Regions from separate parts of the Homo sapiens genome. Here region 2 is linked to region 1. A link is an interaction called in ENCODE POLR2A ChIA-PET data of the cell type or tissue named here. Cell type or tissue: PC-3. All regions are shown on one strand. Links, peaks and the distances in the headings refer to the core of each region. The heading gives the core; the rest is flanking DNA. Region 1 overlaps RSRC1 (arginine and serine rich coiled-coil 1). Region 2 overlaps RSRC1 (arginine and serine rich coiled-coil 1).

The links. ChIA-PET counts read pairs that join two places held together with the same protein. Peaks named below come from ENCODE experiments on the same cell type or tissue, not always from the same donor. Only the 100,000 strongest peaks of a DNase experiment are listed, where the experiment ranks them.
Region 2: POLR2A ChIA-PET joins it to region 1 with 11 read pairs; 2 of 35 experiments call an interaction of 5 or more read pairs at or near these places.

Annotation. Positions count from the first base shown.
Region 1 is chr3:158,513,019-158,521,357 of GRCh38, reverse strand. All of the region lies in intron 7 of RSRC1 (arginine and serine rich coiled-coil 1), which reads right to left. Among named protein-coding and RNA genes, the nearest start is that of UC.134, 9.5 kb to the left of the region's middle. In PC-3, for the core only: no CTCF peak of the experiment used is centred there; no DNase peak of the experiment used is centred there.
Region 2 is chr3:158,376,137-158,384,475 of GRCh38, reverse strand. The region is part of intron 6 of RSRC1 (arginine and serine rich coiled-coil 1); the gene reads right to left. Among named protein-coding and RNA genes, the nearest start is that of UC.134, 150 kb to the left of the region's middle. In PC-3, for the core only: no CTCF peak of the experiment used is centred there; no DNase peak of the experiment used is centred there; H3K27ac peaks cover 1,247 bases.

The DNA.
Region 1 (8,339 bases), core at 183-8,182:
GTTCCGAAGATGTGGGCAGTAGAAGGAAGGAGAGTAAAGAGACAACAAATAGAACATGTACAACAGTCTTGAACTTCACATGGAGATCTGCTGGTGACTAGCGTGGGATGACAGTGGCTCTAGGGCATAATCTCTAACCATAACAACATAATTTCTAAGCAATCTATTAATATTTCACTTATTTTAATTCTTATGGAGTCATAACATTAACTACCACCAATAGGTGACTAGTCTTCTAAAAATATGTGATCTTCGGGAATGGAGAGATGGTAGTGGCAATCATTCTGTTATGTCTCAAAATTTGGGCAGAAAATGTATTAATCCATACAGATGGAGAAATCTGCAAACCTCTTAGGTATGTTTACCAGTTTGTAGTATCTGTAACTACATAACCAGGGAATAACCAGGGAATTCTAGTTATGTTAGATAAGCATGCCATTTCAATCCAAGCAAAAAATATGGGAATAAAATTCCAACCCATGAAGACTAAGACTGATTATAAATAAAAATTTTATATATACCCACATACATAGACATGCATAACACACTTCTAGGTCTACTTAAACTCATTTAATAATCACAAAACTATCACATAACAATGTTAGCAATAAACATAAACCTTTGAAAATGAAACCACTGCAAATCCACAATTAATTTGAAACATTTCAAGAAGAGTTTTTACAGGCTGACTCAGGGCTTGATCCTGTCAGCCAGATGGACATAGGAGGTCAATATTCCAGAAGCAATAAGACAGTGATTAGGCAGACAGTAAAAACAATTCCCTGGAATCAATTACTGTCCAACACATCAGAAAGTCATTTGACCCAAATACTCAGGAAATGGATTTAAAAGATAATTTTCAGTGTCTCTTTGCTGCCCATTTCTCAAAGTCTTCTATAGTAAACACATTCAAAAAGCCAAGTACTACCTTAAATAATCTCTGACTGCAAATAGTCTGTTCAAAAGTGATGACTACAAGAAGGATTCTTCTAAATAAGACAAGTTTAATTGTTCCTCCATGTGCTGATTGCTAGGAGAACATATTTATTTCTTTGTGTCTGTCTAGTCAGAGACACTGTGAAGCTGTAAGCTTTAAGAAAACCTGATCTTGTCCAAAAGGTTATCAACCACTCTGAAATTCTGCTACAAAATAGAATGGGCCAATTTAATTTTCCAAATTAAATTTGGAAAAGTGGAAGATACTTGTTTACCTCTCATAAGAATTTCTAGAGAGTATTTAAAAACTACCTTTGACTGTCCTTGAAACTACTCAAGGCTGACCTTAATAGAAGGATTCTATTTCTATTTCTTCTCCAGTCCGTCATTCAACAGAAGTGACCACTTCTTCATTCCTGAAACTTTTTTTTCATTTGGCTTCCATGACATCATACACTTCTGGTTTTCCTTTTCCTCACTGGTCACAATTCCTCATTTTTCTCTACTGGCACCTCTAACATTAGAGTACTCCAAGGCTCAATGTAGGCTCCTTTCTCTTCTTTATCTATATTCTCTCTCTAGGTAACATATAGTTATAAACACCATTTGTAGGCTGGTGACCCTCAAATCTTTAGCTCTAGCCTTAACATCTTTCCCAAACTTTAGACTCATATGCCACATCTTCAATTCTTCTCTCTCACCCCTTAAATTCAAAGCATCACTTTTAATTGGCCTCTTAACTCATTTAGAATAAAGTTTACATTTTATGCTCTTACTTACGAAGGCTGGTATAATCTGGCTCCTGCTAAACTCTTTAACCAAATCTCTACCCCTTGCCAAACTGGCCTTCTTCAGGGTTCTTAAGCATTTGAAATTTATTTTTTAGCTTATAATCTTTACAGAAGGTGTTTCCTCCATCTAGAATGCTCTTTGGGTGGCAAGTCCCTCCTTGTTATTCAGATTTTAGCTTAAATGTCAGCTCCTTAGGGAGACCTTCCCAGAGCACTCAGTCTGAACTAGCCACTGGTCCCTTTCTAGCACAAGAGATAGTAAAGAAAACACTGGTCACTCTCTAATACGAGAGAGTAGAGAAACCGCTGGTCACTCTAATGTAAGAGAGTAAAGAAACCAGTTACTTGTGAGGCTATTACAGAAGTCCGGGCAAGAAATGGTGAACACCCAGACCAGGGTTAGCACAGGAGATAAAGATATTTGGGATGTAGAATTAACAAAAATTTGTGGAAGGTAAAAGAATTATGAAAATAAAGGCTGATTTCCAACTTTCTGGATCAAGCAACCAGATAAATGATGGTTCATTCATTACAACGAGAAAGACCTGAATGGGTGTAGTTGAGTTCAGTTTTGAAGATGATAACTTTGAGATGACTATATGTTAAAACAAAAAAAAAGTCTTCAAGTCTGGAGTTCGGAAGAGAGAGCCTGTACTTCAGATAAAAATTTGGAAGTAATAAGTATACATATTCACACTAGTGAAAAATGATAAATTCACCTGAGATAGAAAAGAAAAAGACTGAGTTCCTGTAAACAACACTTGGAAATCAAGAAGAAGAAAAGGAGACAGAATGGTCACGCTGGTAGAAAAACCAGATTCAGTACTATGTTATATAAACTGAAAAAGAGGGTGTTTCCAGAAGAATAGTGTGGTCGGTTGAGTTAAATGCTGCTCAGAGTTTGCATGTGATTAGAAAAATTATACTAGATTTGGAAAATTAGAGAGTATTGGTGATTTTGACAAAAGCAGTTTTAATGGAATGACGTTAAGTAAAATTGGAGAGGGATGGTGGTTAAATGAAGACTTCTGTTTCCCAGATTATGGAGGATATGGATATATGATAAATTAAATGATACTTCTACCGGTACTTCTAAATGATACTTCCATAACAAGAATATTAAATATTTTTAAAAATCAAATTAAATGTATTGTTGAGATCACAGGAAGTTAAAAGAAAATCTATGACCCAAAATGAAGAGTTATAGTAGTCCTTTAACCCATAAAGAAATTGAATCATTTGACAAAAAAAAAAATCTTTTATAAACACTATACTCAGAAGATTTACAGAAAAGTTCTATCAAACGTTCAAGGAAAAAATAATTTTGATGTTACACAAACTGACTTCCTAATTCATTTTACTAGGCTAGCACAATCTTGCTTTTTAAAACCCAGTCAAGAACAGTACCAAAAAAGGTCACAGAAGCAAATCATGAATGCAGATGCAAAAAGGGTATGGGAGTAAAAAAAAAAAAAAAAAAAATATATATATATATATATATATACACACACACACACACACACACACACACACACGCACGCACTTACGTACATATGCATAATTTATATAAAAATAAATGAAATCAAATTGTATAAAAATAGATAATACACCATAACCATGTTTGGTTTATTCTAGGACCTCAAATTTAGTTTAACACAGAAGATATATTAATATAATTAATAACATTTTGGGATTAAAAGAGAAAAATTAAACTAAAAAAACTAAAGTCAGCTGGGTGTGATGGCCCATGCCTATAATCCTCACTTTGCGAAGCAGAGGCAGGAGGACTGCCTGAGTCCACGATTTCAAGACCAACCTGGTCAGACCCTGTCTCAACAAAAAAAAAAAAAAAAAAAAAAAAAAAAAAAAAAAAAATTAGCTGGGTGTTGTGGTATACACCTATAGTTTCAGCACTTTGGGAAGTTGAGGTGGATCACTTGTGTCCAGCAGTTCAAAACTTCAGTGAGCCATGATCATGCCACTGCACTCTACCTGGGGCAACACAGCAAGACCCTGTCTCTAAAAAAAAAAAAAGTCTAACAAAACTTACTATTTACTTGAAGTTGAAACAAAATAAAAAAGGAAGGAAACATCTCTGATCTGAAGCAAAGGGAATCCACCAAAACAAACATCACCCCCTATAAAAAAGATAAAGCAAGTATCATACTTGTTAAATATTAAAAAGCAATACCTTAATGATCACAAACAGGATGACGATACTAGCTATCACCATTTCTATTAGGTACTGGTTAGTGGGGGTTGCAGTCAGTGCAGTGAGAAAAGAAAAAGAAAGAAATGATATAACAAGTGGAAAGAGACAAAAAGATAAGATGATTGTATTTATAGAAAACCCAAAAGTATTTACAGATAATTTGTTAGGTACAAAATCAATACTCAAGAATCAACTTCATTTCTATATAGCAGCCCTGAACAGAAAATTAATTGTAAAATGATAATAATATTAATAGCAAAAAATATAAGGCAACTAGGAATAAATCCAACAAATGGAGGGAGGAGCCAAGATGGCCGAATAGGAACAGCTCTGGTCTATGGCTCCCAGCGTGAGCGACGCAGAAGACGGGTGATTTCTGCATTTCCATCTGAGGTACCGGGTTCATCTCACTAGGGAGTGCCAGACAGTGGGCATAGGTCAGTGGGTGCGTGCACCGTGCACGAGCCAAAGCAGGGCGAGGCACTGCCTCACTTGGGAAGCACAAGGGGTCAGGGAGTTCCGTTTCCTAGTCAAAGAAAGGGGTGACAGACGGCACCTGGAAAATCGGGTCACTCCCACCTGAATACCGCACTTTTCCGACGGGCTTAAAAAATAGCGCACCAGGAGATTATATCCCGCACCTGGCTCGGAGGGCCCTACGCCCACGGAGTCTCGCTGATTGCTAGCACAGCAGTCTGAGATCAAACTGCAAGGCGGCAACGAGGCTGGGGAAGGGGCGCCCACCATTGCCCAGGCTTGCTTAGGTAAACAAAGCAGCCGGGAAGCTCCAACCGGGTGGAGCCCACCACAGCTCAAGGAGGCCTGCCTGCCTCTGTAGGCTCCACCTCTGGGGGCAGGGCACAGACAACAAAAAGACAGCAGTAACCTCTGCAGACTTAAATGTCCCTGTCTGACAGCTTTGAAGAGAGCAGTGGTTCTCCCAGCACCCAGCTGGAGATCTGAGAACAGGCAGACTGCCTCCTCAAGTGGGTCCCTGACCCCTGACCCCCGAGCAGCCTAACTGGGAGGCACCCCCCAGCAGGGGCACACTGACACCTCACACGGCCGGGTACTCCAACAGACCTGCAGCTGAGGGTCCTGTCTGTTAGAAGGAAAACTAACAAACAGAAAGGACATCCACACCAAAAACCCATCTGTACATCACCATCATCAAAGACCAAAAGTAGATAAAACCACAAAGATGGGGAAAAAACAGAGCAGAAAAACTGGAAACTCTAAAAAGCGAGCACCTCTCCTCCTCCAAAGGAACGCAGTTCCTCACCAGCAATGGAACAAAGCTGGACGGAGAATGACTTTGACGAGCTGAGAGAAGAAGGCTTCAGATGATCAAATTACTCCAAGCTACGGAGGACATTCAAACCAAAGGCAAAGAAGTTGAAAACTTTGAAAAAAATTTAGAAGAATGTATAACTAGAATAACCAATACAGAGAAGTGCTTAAAGGAGCTGATGGAGCTGAAAACCAAGGCTCGAGAACTACGTGAAGAATGCAGAAGCCTCAGGAGCCGATGTGATCAACTGGAAGAAAGGGTATCAGCGATGGAAGATGAAATGAATGAAATGAAGTAAGAAGGGAAGTTTACAGAAAAAAGAATAAAAAGAAACGAGCAAAGCCTCCAAGAAATATGGGACTATGTGAAAAGACCAAATCTACGTCTGATTGGTGTACCTGAAAGTGACGGGGAGAATGGAACCAAGTTGGAAAACACTCTGCAGGATATTATCCAGGAGAACTTCCCCAATCTAGCAAGGCAGGCCAACGTTCAGATTCAGGAAATACAGAGAACGCCACAAAGATAATCCTCGAGAAGAGCAACTCCAAGACACATAATTGTCAGATTCACCAAAGTTGAAATGAAGGAAAAAATGTTAAGGGCAGCCAGAGAGAAAGGTCGGGTTACCCTCAAAGGGAAGCCCATCAGACTAACAGCGGATCTCTCGGCAGAAACGCTACAAGCCAGAAGAGAGTCGGGGCCAATATTCAACATTCTTAAAGAAAAGAATTTTCAACCCAGAATTTCATATCCAGCCAAACTAAGCTTCATAGGTGAAGGAGAAATAAAATACTTTACAGACAAGCAAATGCTGAGAGATTTTGTCACCACCAGGCCTGCCCTAAAAGAGCTCCTGAAGGAAGCGCTAAACATGGAAAGGAACAACCAATATCAGCCGCTGCAAAATCATGCCAACTAGGAAGAAACTGCATCAACTAACGAGCAAAATAACCAGCTAACATCATAATGACAGGATCAAATTCACACATAACAATATTAACTTTAAATGTAAATGGACTAAATGCTCCAATTAAAAGACACAGACTGGCAAGTTGGATAAAGAGTCAAGACCCATCAGTGTGCTGTATTCAGGAAACCCATCTCAAGTGCAGAGACACACATAGGCTCAAAATAAAAGGATGGAGGAAGATCTACCAAGCAAATGGAAAACAAAAAAAGGTAGGGGTTGCAATCCTACTCTCTGATAAAACAGACTTTAAACCAACAAAGATCAAAAGAGACAAAGAAGGCCATTACATAATGGTAAAGGGATCAATTCAACAAGAAGAGATAACTATCTTAATTATATATGCACCCAATACTGGAGCACCCAGATTCATAAAGCAAGTCCTGAGTGACCTACAAAGAGACTTAGACTCCCACACATTAATAATGGGAGACTTTAACACCCCACTGTCAACATTAGACAGATCAACGAGACAGAGAGTCAACAAGGATACCGAGGAATTGAACTCAGCTCTGCACCAAGCGGACATAATAGACATCTACAGAACTCTCCATCCCAAATCAACAGAATATACATTTTTTTCAGCACCACACCACACCTATTCCAAAATTGACCACATACGTGGAAGTAAAGCTCTCCTCAGCAAATGTAAAAGACCAGAAATTATAACAAACTATCTCTCAGACCACAGTGCAATCAAACTAGAACTCAGGATTAGGAATCTCACTCAAAACCGCTCAACTACATGGAAACTGAACAAACTGCTCCTGAATGACTGCTGGGTACATAACGAAATGAAGGCAGAAATAAAGATGTTCTTTGAAATCAACGAGAAGAAAGACACAACATACCACAATCTTTGGGACACATTCAAAGCAGTGTGTAGAGGGAAATTTACAGCACTAAATGCCCACAAGAGAAAGCAGGAAAGATCCAAAATTGACACCCTAACATCACAATTAAAAGAACAAGAAAAGCAAGAGGAAACACATTCAAAAGCTAGCAGAAGGCAAGAAATAACTAAAATCAGAGCAGAACTGAAGGAAATAGAGACACAGAAAACCCTTCAAAAAATTAATGAATCCAGGAGCTGGTTTTCTGAAAGGATCAACAAAATTGATAGACCGCTAGCAAGACTAATAAAGAAAAAAAGAGAAGAATCAAATAGACGCAATAAAAAATGATAAAGGGGATATCACCACCGATCCCACAGAAATACAAACTACCATCAGAGAATACTGCCAACACCTCTACGCAAATAAACTAGAAAATCTAGAAGAAATGGATAAATTCCTTGACACATACACTCTCCCAAGAGTAAACCAGGAAGAAGTTGAATCTCTGAATAGACCAATAACAGGATCTGAAATTGTGGCAATAATCAATAGCTTACCAACCAAAGAGTCCAGGACCAGATGGATTCACAGCCAGATGAATTCTACCAGAGGTACAACGAGGAACAGGTACCATTCCTTCTGAAACTATTCCAATCAATAGAAAAAGAGGGAATCCTCCCTAACTCATTTTATGAGGCCAGCATCATCCTGATACCAAAGCTGGGCAGAGACACAACCAAAAAAGAGAATTTTAGGCCAATATCCTTGATGAACATTGATGCAAAAATCCTCAATAAAATACTGGCAAACTGAATCCAGCAGCACATCAAAAAGCTTATCCACCATGATCAAGTGGGCTTCATCCCTGGAATGCAAGGCTGGTTCAATATATACAAATCAATAAATATAATCCAGCATATAAACAGAACCAAAGGCAAAAACCACATGATTATCTCAATAGATGCAGAAAAGGCCTTTGACAAAATTCAACAACCCTTCATGCTAAAAACTCTCAATAAATTGGGTATTGATGGGACGTATTTCAAAATAATAAGAGCTATCTATGACAAACCCACAGCCAATATCATACTGAATGGGCAAAAACTGGAAGCATTCCCTTTGAAAACTGGCACAAGACAGGGATGCCCTCTCTCACCACTCCTATTCAACACAGTGTTGGAAGTGCTGCCCAGGGCAATTAGGCAGGAGAAGGAAATAAAGGGTATTCAATTAGGAAAAGAGGAAGTCAAATTGTCCCTGTTTGCAGACGACATGATTGTATATCTAGAAAACCCCATTGTCT
Region 2 (8,339 bases), core at 327-8,326, 140 kb after region 1:
TCCTGCTGCCATCATTAGCTGTATACTTGCTCATCTTTGGTTCCCACATTCCCTCCCTAGCCTCCCAAGTTCTGAGGCACAATCTATAATCTATAGTTAGTTAGCTTAATACTGGCTTGCCTATATTACTTCAGCATGCTGATCCTTACCACTATATCTCATGACATATAGACTCTGTTTTAGGTATCTCCATGGTAACTGTTTCTGTTTTTGACTGTGTACTTGCAATCTTAGATCGTACCCTACTGATGGAGTGCAGAAGAGTTTCTTGATGTCTTACCTGTTCCTGATTCATTATGTCATTCCCCCATTTCAACTCTTACTTCTGACCTTGAGTCCCAAGTTTTGAGAGTATGACATATTTCGAAAACTATCTTCACTAATATAAAATTACTAATACATAGAAGTCTACAAAGAGTAGGCTACTTCATAAAGAAACTAGTCATAAATCTTTTCTAAAATATATAAAATATAATTTATGACCTGTTTTGCTTAAAAACAATTAATGCTTCTCAATTATAAAATATTTTCCCATAAAGTTTTTCTTTTTTTAATACCAAAAATAGTGTAAGAAAGGCATATCCCATGTATGTGAATCTTTGAGGAATGAATTGTCATGATTTGACTCTCAGAGCTAATCTACTGAACTTCCAACATGTAAATCACTTGTTTGTGACTGATATCTTTCTATAATGCATTATAAACTTGTATACTGTCTTTCAAATTTTCAATTACAAAACAAATACAAGCTTATTTTAAAATAAATCAAAATACTGTGAGAAAGCAGAAAATAAAGACACACCACCACTACTTATTACACCCCTCCCCATCATAGTTGGTGAGTATTCCCCCAAGGCTTTTTGTATGCATGTTAAAGATACACAGAGTTATTAGTAAAAGTATATGCATGGCACCACCTGTACTTTTGCAACTTCATGATTTTCCCTCCATAATGATTTGATAGATATTTTCCCTTGTTAGTCAGCACATACAGCCCTGCCTCCTTTTCTTTAAGATCTGCACAGCATTTTGCTGCACAGTCAGCCTCCCACATCCACAGAGGATTGATTCCAAGACTCCCTGCAGATACCAGTATTCTCGAATACTCAAGTCCCTTATATAAAATGGCACAGGACAGTCACCCCTTCATATCCATGGGTTCCATACCAGTGGATATGGAGGGCCAACTATATGTCTTCTTAAAGTAATTACTGCTGAACTTCATTCATCCTTTCTTGATGACCCAGAGTATAATTATGAACATTAAAGCATTAAGCAGAGTTTGGGATTATAAAACAGCGATGTCCTTAAGGGGTTATAGAAAGATATGCCAGTCACTAGACTCCTGCAGTTTTTTTAGCTCTTTTGTCCATTATTTATAATTTGTCCATGTCTTCCTTGTCAGAAATTAGTAGGTCAAATTTAAGCACTTTCTACTATTTCTGAATAATTTACTCTAATTAATCTGACAGAGGTTTAAAAACTAGGCATCAAATGTAAATAAGGCATCAAAATCAGTGAAGAGAAGGAAGAATTATTTAACAAATGGTATCAGAAATGATTAGCTCTTTGTAGGGGTGAAAATAAATCTGTCTTTAGTTTCAGCATTAAACTCCAAAAAAATTCAAGAGTTAAAGATACAATACTCATAAAAATATAAAAACAATGACCAAATGAAAATACTGCATATTCATCTAAGAGGTGAAAGAGAAAGACCTTTGTGTAGTAAGAAATTTGGCCTGGCCTTAGTCTTCAGCTCCTCAGAGGTCAGAGTGACATTCAAATTTGTTATTCAAACTGGCTCTCTCAGACCACGCCGGGTATTTTTGCTGAGAAAGCAACTTAAAGTAGGGCCAGCCACACCTAACAGTATTAGACTGGGGGTAGGGGGTAGCTGGCCAGGCTAAAGAGACCTACAATCATGCACCAGATAATAATGTTTTGGTCAAGAAAAGACATAAGATTATAATAAAGCTGAAAGATTCCTATGGCCTAATGATGTCAGGGCTGTCCTGTGTTTGTGGTGATATTGGTGTAAACAAACCAACTGTGCTGCCCAGCATATAAAAGCATAGCATAATAAATGACTGTGTTACTGGCTTATGTATTCACAGTACTATACTTTTTATCATTATTTTAGAGTGTATTCCTTCTACTTATAAAAAAAAGTTAACTGTAAAACAGCCTCAGGCAGGTCCTCCAGGAGATATTACAGAAGGCACTATTATCATAGGAGGTGACAGCTCCATGGATGTTATTGCCCCTGAAGATCTTCCAATGGGACAAGATATGGAGATGGGAGACAATGATATTGATAATAATCCTGACCCTGTGTAGGTTTAGGCTAATGTGCATGTTTGTATCTCAGTTTCTAACAAAAAAGTTAAAAAAATTTTTTTTAAAGTTTTTAACGGCTGTTCAATGTGTTTGTGTTGTAAGCTGAGTGTTATTTAAAATGGTCAATAAGTTAAAAAAAATTAAAATTTATAAAGTAAAAAGTTACAGTAGCTAAGTTTAATTTACTATTGAACAAAAAAAATTTAAATGAATTTAGTGTAGTATAACTGTAGTGTTTATAAAGTAAACAGAACTGTATGGTAATGTCCTAGGCCCTCACATTCACTCACCACTCACTCCCTGACTCACCTACAAAGTCTATTTACGGTAAGTGCCCTATCAAGTGCATTATTTTTTATCTTTTATAGCATATCTTTACTGTACCTTTTCTATGTTTAGATATGTTTAGATATACAAATACCATTGTGTCAACATTGTTTACAATATTCAGCACAGCAACATGCTGTTCAGGTTTATAGCCTAGGAGCAACAGACTATACCATATAGCCTAGGTGTGTAGTAGGTTATACCACCTAGGTTTGTATAACTACACTCTATGATGTTTGCACAATGACAAAATCACCTAATGATGCATTTCTCAGAATGTATCCTCATCAAGTGATATATGACTGTACACTCTATGATGTTCACACAATGATAAATGGCCTTGTGGTATTGCAATAAACACAATGAAAAATATGCAAGAACTGCGAGAGATCACTTCTTACTGTAATACAATTTTCTGGAGAGGGGGACTGCTCATATGGAAATAATTAGTGTCACATGGCATTTGAAGCAGATACATGTAACACTTGAGCTCATCACAATAGCAACAGGAGGTGGCTAAGAAATTATTACAGTAGTACAGTATGTATAACAGTTAATTGTGCAGTTATGATTGAACAATGCATCTTTACATCTGTTTCCCTTTCTCTCATATGCAAATGGCACAATGCATGGTTTGTAAGTGTTCATGTGTTTAAGTTTTGATAAATTTTAACTTTCTATAATAGTTCATATATTTTATAGTGGTAAATAACATAGACTAGTATCTACATATATTTTATACATTCACGACATACGTGACTTTTTCTTAATTTTCACAATACCTCTAGGTTACAGTGGTCATCTGTGAGTTTTTAAAATTGTCACAAATCTACAGACAAAATTTACAAAATATTTATGTAAAAAAAAATCCTTGTATAAGTAGACCCATACAGTTTAAACACATGTTGTTTAAGGGTTAACAGAACACAGTAATATTTAGTCTCAAATCTAGAATGAAATGATACTACATTAAGTATAGAAAAAAATATAATTTCAAAATACACATGTAATAATTCAAAAATAAGCAATCTTTATATTCCCTCACCAAATATAAGCACTAAATATTCCACAGGTATCTTAATTTTTTTTAAGTCATCAGAGTGGTATTTTCCCACAACTTGCCCAAAAAATACCCATCATGTTGATTTTTATAAAATACCAAACTCATATAAAATATATACCAAACTATATATCTAAAAATAAAAATATAAAATACCTGACAACTTGCAAACTAGAGATTAATAAAATAAAATGTGATAATATGCAAAAGTGCTTTGTAAACCGGGAACTGTTATACAAACATAAAACATTATTATCTTTATTTTTTAATTGTTTAAAGATGAGGTCCTGCTATGTTGCCCAGGCTGGAGTGCAGTGGCTATTTACAGGCTATTCACAGTCATAGAACACTACAGCCTTGAACTCCTGGGCTCAAGTAATCCTCCAGCCTCAGCTTCCTGAGTAGCTGGGACTACAGGCTCATGCCACCATGCTTGGGGCAAGACATTATTAAATCAGCAAAAGTCACAAAGCAGCACAGATATCTGTGATATCATTTATAAAAGCAGCTATTTTACATTTTTGAAATTCATGATATTTGATGCAAAAAGTGAAATTATTTTTCTTAAAAATGACATATAATTGCTTCTTCTGTTAGTTCATTCCAGTTCTGAATCAGTAATATGTATATTTTAAAATATTAGCTTTTAGTAGCTAGAGAAAAATGAGAAACATTAAAGTAAAGCCAATTATTCCTTCATATATCTGACCAGAAAACGTTTATTAAGCACAAATGATGTGTAGGTTCTTGGTGCTGGAGATCCAAAAGTGAACAAAGCAGATAACAATCCTTACCCTGATATAGCTTACATTCTAGTGGGTAGAGACAGATATTGAAAAAAAAAATTAACTAGAGATGGAAACAGTGGTAAAACAGAAAAATGAAGCAAGCAAATGGGACAAGAGGGAGGGAGGGTGTGTGTGTGTGTGTGTGTGTGCATGCGCGTGTGTTTGTATGTATGTGTAGGGGGGAGGTGCAGTTCAGTCAGATGACATCTGAGTAATGACCTGAAGGAGGCAAGAGAGTAAGCTAGGTACTATAGCTATTTGGGGAAGCGTGTCCAGGCAGAAGGAATAGGCAGCATTAAGGCCTTGAAGGGGAAGCTGCCTGCTGAGACTAAGGCATACTAAGAAGGTGAATGTGATTGAGTGAGGAGAACAGGAGATGAAATGAAAAAAAGATAGCTCATCGGATTCTTAAGGGCCTTATTTTCTCTGGAGTAGGCATTAGGTTCTGGCCTAATGGTATTTCTGGCCAGGTGTGGTGGCTCATGCCTGTAATCCCAGCACTTTGGGAGGCCAAGGCAGGCGGATCACGAGGTCAGGAGATCGAGACCATCCTGGCTAACATGGTGAAACCCCGTCTCTACTAAAAATACAAAAAATTAGCCGGGCGTGGTGGCGGGTGCCTATAGTCCCAGCTACTCAGGAGGCTGAGGCAGAAGAATGGCATGAACCCGGGAGGCGGAGCTTGCAGTGAGCTGAGATCGCGCCACTGCACTCCAGCCTGGGCGACAGAGCGAGACTCGGTCTCAAAAAAAAAAAAAAAAAAAAAAAAAAGTGGTATTTCTGATCAAGGTTTTAAAAGGACCACTCATTCCAGTTGCCATGTTAAAAATACAATGGAACTAGTGGGAATCATGCAACCAGTAAAGAAGCTATTGCACAAATTCAGGTGAGAGATGGTGGTGACTTGGTCTAGGTAAGTGGTAGGAAAGGCAGTGAGAACAAAGATTGTACATATGTTTTAATGGCACAGACCCCAGAAGTCGCTGATAGATCAACTGTGAGGTGTGGGGAAACAGTGTAGTCAGTAACCATTTAAAATCTCTGAAGAGTGAATAAACAGATTTTGGAGGGAAGCTGAAACTTGGAAGAAAGGGCAGGCATGGTGGTACCTCACTGCTTTTGAGGTTTTGACCTAAGGGTAGGTCATGGTTGTAGTAAGACATGGCTGAATTGCTGAGAAAACCCTGTGGTCTTTTGGCCTGAGAACCAGAGGGAACAGCCCCAGGCAAATCCAGCCACTGGAAGTAAGGAGGAATCCTAGAAAAGAGAGAATCAGAGAAAGGCAGACCTGATTATTTGTAAATTCTGCCTAAGTCTCTTGACAGCTGAAGCACTCCCGTTCAGGACATACTTGCAGTTTGAAGATGAGGTTAAATTAATTAAGTTGATATTTCAGCTGTTGCCCACTATAGGTGAAAGTAAGTTACAATTTGGGTCTATCCAAGTAAACTGCCTGCTAAAACAAAAGACAATAATGCTCTTCAGAGGAACAGAATAGAATGCAGAGTATTCACAACCAAATATTCACAATGTCTAAGATACAATCAAATAATCATTCAACATCTAAAGAACAAGGAAAACTGGACCCAGTGTCAAAGGAAAAGAAAATCAACAGCAACCAACCTTGAGAGAACTCAGATGTTGAAATTAACAGTAAAGATTTGTAAATGGCTATTTTTAAGGTCCCACCCAACATGAGAATAAAACAGCCATTATAACTATGCTCAATGAGGTACATAAAAATACACTATAATGAATTAAAAATTGAAAATCTCAGCAGAGAAAAATAAAATATAAAAAACAAAACAATAATTTTAGAACTGAAACATGTTAGAAATTTTAAACTTCACTAAATAGAAATGGCAGGATCAGTGACCATGAAAAATGATAAAACAGAGCGATAGAGATGATCCAACCTGAAAACTCAGAGAAAAAAATTGGGAGGGAAAAAAGAGCAGGATGACTGTATCAGTCCATTTTGCCTTGCTATAAAGGAATACTGGGGCAGGGCGCGGTGGCTTATGCCTGTAATCCCGGCACTTTGAAAGGCTGAGGGGGGCAGATCATTTGAGGTCAGGAGTTCAAGACCAACCTGGCCAACATGGTGAAATCCTGCCTCTACTAAAAATACAAAAAATTAGCAGGGTGTGGTGGCAGGCACCTGCAATCTCAGCTACTCGGGAGGCTGAGGCAGGAGAATCACTTGAACCCAGGGGGCGGAGGTTGCAGTGAGCCAAGATAGCACCACTGCACTCCAGCCTGGGTGACTGACTGAAACTCTGTCTCAGAAGAAAAAAAAAAAAAAGGAATATCGGAGACTGGGTAATTTGTAAAGAAGTTTATTTTGGCTCCTGGTCCTACAGGCTGTACAAGAAGCATGGGCCAGCATCTGCCCCTAATAAGGCCTCAGGAAAGGGGGAGTCAGTATATCACATAGCAAGAGAAGGAGCAAGAGCGGGAGAATGAGAAGACACTACACTCTTTTAAACAACCAAATCTCATGCGAACTCAGAGCAAGAATTCACTCGTTACCACAAGGAGGTCATCTAGCCATTCATAAGGTATCCACTCCCATGATCCAAATACCTCCTGCTAGGCCCAAACTCCAACATTGGGGATCATATTTCAACAAGAAATTTGGAGGGGACACACATCCAAACAATATCAATTATAAAGAAGACGAAGAAGTGGAAAAGGCATCTAATGTATAAAACAGAAAACAGTGTACATTTGAAGAAATTACAGCAAAATAATTTCCCAAATTTAAGGGCATAAATTTGCAGACTGAAACACATCATATTCAAACTAATGAGAACCATAAAGAGAAAATATTGAAAACTGCCACAGAAAACCAACACATTACATACATTAACAACAATGACTTCAATGACTAAACTTTTCATCAGAAAAAAGAAAGCCAACAGGTAGTGAACACTATCTTTAAAGTGATGAAGGATAAGAATCTTGAAGGATACCAACTTTGACCTAACTGATATTTTATATAACACAACACCCCCAACTGTAGAATATACATTCCCTTCAAATGCACTTGGTACATTTGCCAACAAACACTGTATCTGAGGCCAAAAATAAGTCTAAAAAAATGTAAAAGAATTGAAATCATATAGAGTGACTATGCCAACTTCCCCGTCCAACCAATATGGAATAATAGGTGCTGATTGTATTTAAACTCCTGTCTGAAACAACCAAGGGGAAAAAAGAAAGAAAAAGAAAAACAGGAAAAAATAAATGGAAGAAATAACTTTCAAAACACTTGACACCACACAAAGTAGAACATTGATTTTCAAGGTCAGGAGACAACGGAGATGAGCCCTATGACTACTGTAGTTACTGCTTTGAGTTTCCAGCCATAATGCTGGGAAAGGGAACCCAAGAAGAGCTTAGTGGACCAAGTTAGTTGAGGAGATGGAGCTACAGGCACCTAGGAGACCAAGATGCCCACAGTTTGCAGAACAATATACAAGAGAAAGAACTACACAGGGGCTGGGCATGGTAGCTCACACCTGTAATCCCAGCACTTTGGGAGGCCGAGGCAGGCAGATAACCTGAGGTCTGGAGTTCAAGACCAGCCTGACCAACATGGTGAAACCCCGTCTCTACAAAAAATTTACAAAAATTAGCCAGGAGTGGTGGCACATGTCTATAATCCCAGCTACTCAGGAGGCAGAGGCTGCAGTGAGCCAATATTGCACCACTGCACTCCAGCCTGGGTGACAGAGTGAGACTCTGTCTTTAAAAAAAAAAAAAAAAAACGAAAGGAAGGGAAGAAGGAAGGGAGGGAGGGAGGGAGGGAGGGAGGGAGGGAT